Regions from separate parts of the Homo sapiens genome. Here region 1 is linked to region 2. A link is a contact called in ENCODE Hi-C or POLR2A ChIA-PET data. All regions are on one chromosome and are shown on one strand. The core of a region is the stretch at or near the end of the contact, and the rest is flanking DNA. Distances in the headings are between cores, read along the strand shown. Region 1 overlaps BCOR (BCL6 corepressor). Region 2 holds the start of LINC03099 (long intergenic non-protein coding RNA 3099).

The links. Hi-C counts contacts between places; a loop is a spot of excess contacts on that map. ChIA-PET counts read pairs that join two places held with the same protein, here RNA polymerase II (POLR2A). Pooled maps may share reads with other maps.
Region 1: a map of sigmoid colon shows a loop between it and region 2 (3-fold over the local background). The contact joins the enhancer-like site here to the promoter of LINC03099 in region 2. A Hi-C loop is called at or near these places in 2 of 168 maps with a recorded cell type or tissue (cardiac septum and sigmoid colon) and 7 of 50 pooled maps. POLR2A ChIA-PET finds 5 or more read pairs at or near these places in 2 of 52 experiments (IMR-90 and naive thymus-derived CD8-positive, alpha-beta T cell).

What each region holds. Positions count from the first base shown.
Region 1 is chrX:40,060,498-40,063,197 of GRCh38, reverse strand. BCOR (BCL6 corepressor) reads left to right here. Exons shown (of 15, transcript NM_001123385.2): 9 at 127-452; 10 at 805-1,059. Among named protein-coding and RNA genes, the nearest start is that of BCOR, 36 kb to the left of the region's middle. Within about 2 kb of position 1,282, at least 2 of the 41 ENCODE cell types and tissues checked have a DNase peak (open chromatin) inside an H3K27ac peak, as active enhancers do.
Region 2 is chrX:40,261,511-40,264,210 of GRCh38, reverse strand. LINC03099 (long intergenic non-protein coding RNA 3099) reads right to left here and starts at 1,294. Exons shown (of 3, transcript NR_110386.1): 1 at 659-1,294.

The DNA of each region.
Region 1 (2,700 bases), core at 33-2,532, 200 kb after region 2:
TGAAGCCGCTCCAGTGATCAGTGTTAACAATGGGCTTTTCTTCCTGCACTGGCTACAACTGTGTAACGCCCGCTTCTTCTCCCGTCTCCCATCCGCCCGCCACCCCGTCACCCCCTCCGTATTTAGGCTTGCCTGTGTTCTCCGGCTCTCCGCCCATGAAGAGTCTTTCATCCACCAGTGCAGGCGGCAAAAAGCAGGCTCAGCCAAGCTGCGCACCAGCCTCCAGGCCGCCTGCCAAACAGCAGAAAATTAAAGAAAACCAGAAGACAGATGTGCTGTGTGCAGACGAAGAAGAGGATTGCCAGGCTGCCTCCCTGCTGCAGAAATACACCGACAACAGCGAGAAGCCATCCGGGAAGAGACTGTGCAAAACCAAACACTTGATCCCTCAGGAGTCCAGGCGGGGATTGCCACTGACAGGGGAATACTACGTGGAGAATGCCGATGGCAAGGTACCTCTTGACCCCGGCTTCCCTCTGGGGCCTGTGCGAACACATCCCCGCCTGCCTGCTTCCCAGCTTGAGGGGACAAAGCTTTCCTTTTCCTGGACTCCTCCCCCACACCACACGTCACTCCCCTGTCCTAGAGGAGCATGTCTTCTGGGTGGCAGCGAAGTTTCAAACTAGTAAGAATGAAATCCCTTCCCCCAAACCCTCCTTTGACAGGCACCCCCCACCCCCAAAAAAAGATAAGGAATAAAGTGCCTCTCTCCACGCAGGTTTGTCACGTGGGGAGGAGGAGGGGAAGCAGCGGCTGTTAGAAGGACACGGGCTTAACCGTGTGCGCTGCTTGGTTTTATGATAGGTGACTGTCCGGAGATTCAGAAAGCGGCCGGAGCCCAGTTCGGACTATGATCTGTCACCAGCCAAGCAGGAGCCAAAGCCCTTCGACCGCTTGCAGCAACTGCTACCAGCCTCCCAGTCCACACAGCTGCCATGCTCAAGTTCCCCTCAGGAGACCACCCAGTCTCGCCCTATGCCGCCGGAAGCACGGAGACTTATTGTCAATAAGAACGCTGGCGAGACCCTTCTGCAGCGGGCAGCCAGGCTTGGCTATGAGGTGTGTCCCTGTGGGCGCTCCCTGGGGCTGCAGGCTGGGGGGCGGGGCCTGCGGACTGTGGTGGGCGAGGGGAGGGACATGGAGAGCAGAGCTCAGCCCCCTCCACATCGGGGCTGGGCCGGTGCTCCAACAGGATGTTTGTGTTAGCCCCACTCTCACTGCTGTCTCTTTGGTGGCTTGTTCAATCGCGGTGTGGAAAGAAAGGCCTCTCTGATGTTCAGTTCGTGTTCAGGCAGGTAGGCTGCTACGGCATCCTCCAGTCTCGCTAACTTATCTCTGATATAAAATCTGACACAACCCAGGGCTTGGCGACTAGGGGAATTTTAATGAGCCCTTTTGGATTCTGATTAGCAAGGGGGAGAGAAGTTATTAGCTCTATCTGGGGCTGCTTGTACTGTTTCGGGTGGAAGGGTGGCCGTGTAGGGGGAGTAGGCAGGAAGTAGCTGTGTAGGTCACAGAGGGAGGGGGGTGGGGCAGACCTAAGGTCTCTTTCTGAGTGGGGGGGTACAGTAGCCTTAGGGCTGAGGGCTCTGGAGGGAGGGACTGAGACTTTTCCCTCAACTCACTGCTTCTCCCCAGCCCCCCTGCTCATCCTCCTCCTAGCATGGGCCATGACAATGATAGCTTACGTTGACGGAGCCCCTAAGATCCAAAGTAACTCATTTCACCCTTTCATCATCTTTGTGCAGTAGTAACTAATATTATTCCCGCTTTCAGATGAGGAAACTGAGTCCCAGAGGCGTTACATGATTTGAACAGATAATAATCCAGCAGCCTGGCTCCAAAGCCCAGTCTCCCCCCATCCCCCCAAACTCGGCTCCTCTCCAGGACTGGCTCCCATTGGAATCACGCTTTTCACAGTTCAAAACCTACGTCTGCCCCTGTGCGTCTCCCCACCACACACTTGTCAGTTGAGATAGTGATGTAATAGCCCACAGTGCAAAGACATTTTTTTTTATGCTGGCATCAGCTCTCTAGGAGTCGTGGTGAAAATAAAATGCGGTTCAGCAGGCTGAGTGTGAAGTGTGGAGAAGCACCCGGGCGACAGGATCCATGCCAGGCCATGCTCAGCTGTGGGCTCCCGGAATTCAGCCAGAGCCCAGGCTCATGCACCTTAACCATGCTGCAGTCAGCAGTCTGCTGTGCCTTGAGCCTTTCCTGATGGGGTGACCCAGCTGCCAGTCTCCCTTTGACCCAGAGCCCACCCTGGGGCATGATTGTGTGGGTGGGAACTGGGATGCTGGCTCACACCTGTGGGATGGTCCTTTGAAGCACTAGCTAGGTATTTTTGGTTGTATGTGACTTTGTCTATTCATACCAGCTTGTTTCTTATCGATATCTCTGGATTATCTTTGAGGGAACTCTCTAGAAGGATTTGAAAATTAGCTCAGTTACTTGCAGATTAAACCCAAGTGGCAGCCAGTTGGTTTCCCATAAGCTGAGAGCAGCGGCGCCTATGAGGACAGGGTAGATGCAGCGTGCCAGGCAGGGCCACTCATTCCTACGCATGATTGGGAAAATGGACTTGTGCTTCCAGCAAACACCAGAGGTAAGGGAGGGCTCCAGGGCAGCAAACTTGCCGGCCATAGCGGGGTAGGGCTCCTGGCCTGGTCTTTGATCCTGGCTTCATTTCTGCCAGTC
Region 2 (2,700 bases), core at 45-2,544:
GCAGACCATGGGGGCACCATAGGACGAGGTTGGAAGGGAGGCTGTGTGCCTGCCACCATGCCTACATTTTGCAGATAAGGAAACTAAGGTTCAGAGAGGTTAAAGAACACATCCAAGGGCACATGGCTGGTAAACCCCAATCTCCCTGACTCCAAAACCCATACTTTCAATCATTATATTGAGCAAACAGCCCCATTCCATTTGGGGCTTTGGCAGTCTTGGGGCATCTTTCGGCCAGAGGGCCCACACGACAGCAGAAGCTAGCACACACCTTCTGCATGCTCAAAGGCTGGACAGTGGGCACTGAGGCACAACTGAGGCCCCGGGGTTGTGAATAGCTTATCTCAGGTTGACAGACAGAGGAGACTCATAATCGAACCCAGGGTTCCTAACTCCACGTATACTTCCTGACCTCACCTCCCTGCCCCCCGACATCGACATCTGGAGGAGGGGGAATACACACGCAGGCTGTCTCTGGAGACATGTTTCTTCAACACTCAGCTGCCCTGCATTTTTCTAGGTGAGGTATCTAGCCTCCAGCCTCTCCTCCCACGTTTGGAGAATCCTTCATCTTCCTAGTTGCCTCCCACCAGAAAAGCTAAAAATCCCAGATAGGGGCACTTTCCCAGCCGCCATTGCAGTTGGTATAGGCTCTTACCTTAGGCTCAATCCATCAGATGCCCCCATCAAAGGCTTGGAGTTGGGAACTAATAATACAGAGATGCAAGGAGCACAGAAGTCCATTCTGGTGGATGGTGGCAGTCGCCAAGTCAATGGCATTCCAGTTCCTGGGGCGACAGGGACCATATCCACGTCCCAAGGTGGCAGTGTATGCCAGGGAGTCCTGGATTTGGCAGCGAGGTCATCCCTGGATTGCCTGACTTTGGCTGTGGTCCTGACTGCTGTGCAGCCTCCTTGGTCGACTCACCAACTGTATTCTTCAGCCCTCTTGGTTATTTTGTGAGTTCCCCAAGATCCTTTTGATAAAGTCCTTTTCTGCTTAAATAAGCCAGAATTGTTTCCTGTTGCTTGGGAGCCAAGAGCTCCGGCTGTTACAGCTGAGCCGCTAGATTTTGCCTGGCTTCCCTCAGCGAGACCACACAGGACACTGCTAATTCTTGGATCCCTCAGGCATCCCAGTCCACTTCCTGGGAGCTCCCATATCCCAGGACCTTGGCCTGCTGATCTTACATTAAGAGAACTGGCCTGGTCTGACAGAGGGTCCCACATCCATCCTGGACAGCTTCATGGTGATGTTCCTGGGTCCCATCTCAGACTCTCCCCATCAAAGGCTTTCTCATTGACCATGACCTTTCCCTAGGCACAAGTGAGAGCTCCTCCCTCCCCGCTGCCCCACACCTCCCCACAGTCACCAGTTTGGCATCCAGAAAACATTTCCTCCTTCTCCAGAGACCTTGCTCTTTGTCAGCCTTCACTCCTAGCTGAAGCAAAACAGCTGTGGGCCCTGCTCAGACTCCAAAAATGCAGGCTGGGAGCTCTGGGGCCTCTGCAAGAATAATGGCTGAAAGCAGTGCCCCAGGTTCAAGGCCCCGGCTTTGCTGTCAAGATAGGGTGTGAATAAATGGCTTACTCTCTTGGGGCCTTGAAAAGAGAGGAGAGTGAGGGCCTAGCCATAGCAAAGCGAGCACTGCTCACTGTCAACACTGAACTGGAAGCAGGGAAGGACTGTGAGGAGGGCGTTCCTCACCTAGGTTTGGGGCCTGGGGTCAAAACAGTGGGCGGAATTGCCCGGGGCGTCATCCAGCCAGAGGCAGATAGGAGCAGGAAGGGCTTGGGTTCCCACAGGCAGCACTGTGGGACCAGCTCAAATCAGCTTCTGGCTGAGTGTAGACAGGGGTCAGGGGAGGGGGCCCATCTCAGGGGACGGCCCAGCTGGTAGGCAGACCGGAAGTCCACTGGGATGACGACAGCGTGCTGTAAACTTGGGCTTATCTCAAGGATGTTGCCTTTGTTCTCGTGATCCCTCGCTTTCCCAATAAAAGTACCCTTGAAAATTGAGCTGAGGCCCAGAAGGGCATGTGGGTCATGAGGCCCACAGAGCCAGGCTGCTGCTGCTGCAGGAGGGGTCAGAAGGGATGGGGCCACCACCGACCTGGCTGGGACTCTGGAGGAAGCAGGAGTAGCTCTCTGCAGTCAACATGGAGGAGTAAAGGGCAGGGGGAGCCCAGCAGAAGAAGGGTGCTTCTCTCCCCTCTGTTGGGAGCAGGAGAGGTACGATGAGAACATCACAGAGAGTACCAGGGACACGGGTGGGCTGGAGACAAGATGGAAAATCGCCTAACCACTAGGCTCAGGCAGTGGAACCACAAACGCCAGCCTCAACCAATACTTGAGGAAGGAGCGTGGATCTGGAGTCGGACAGGCTTGGGTTCAAATCCCAGCTATACCAGTCAATGGCTGTGGCATCCGAGGCAAGCCTTTGTGGCTGGACTGTTACACAGGCAGCCCTCAAGGAGCCGTACCTCCCACATCCCATGTATTGACTCTGAGTTTGGCCATGTGACTTTCTTTGGCTAATGGAATATTAATGAGCATGACGAAAAGCAGAGGAAGGATAATTGCTCACATATTGAGGCTTGTCCTCTTGGAACACTCCCTCCTGAAGCCCAGCTGCCATACTTGAAGATGCCCAAGCCAGCCAGATGAAAAGGTCGTGAAGAAGAGAGCTCAGGCCACCCA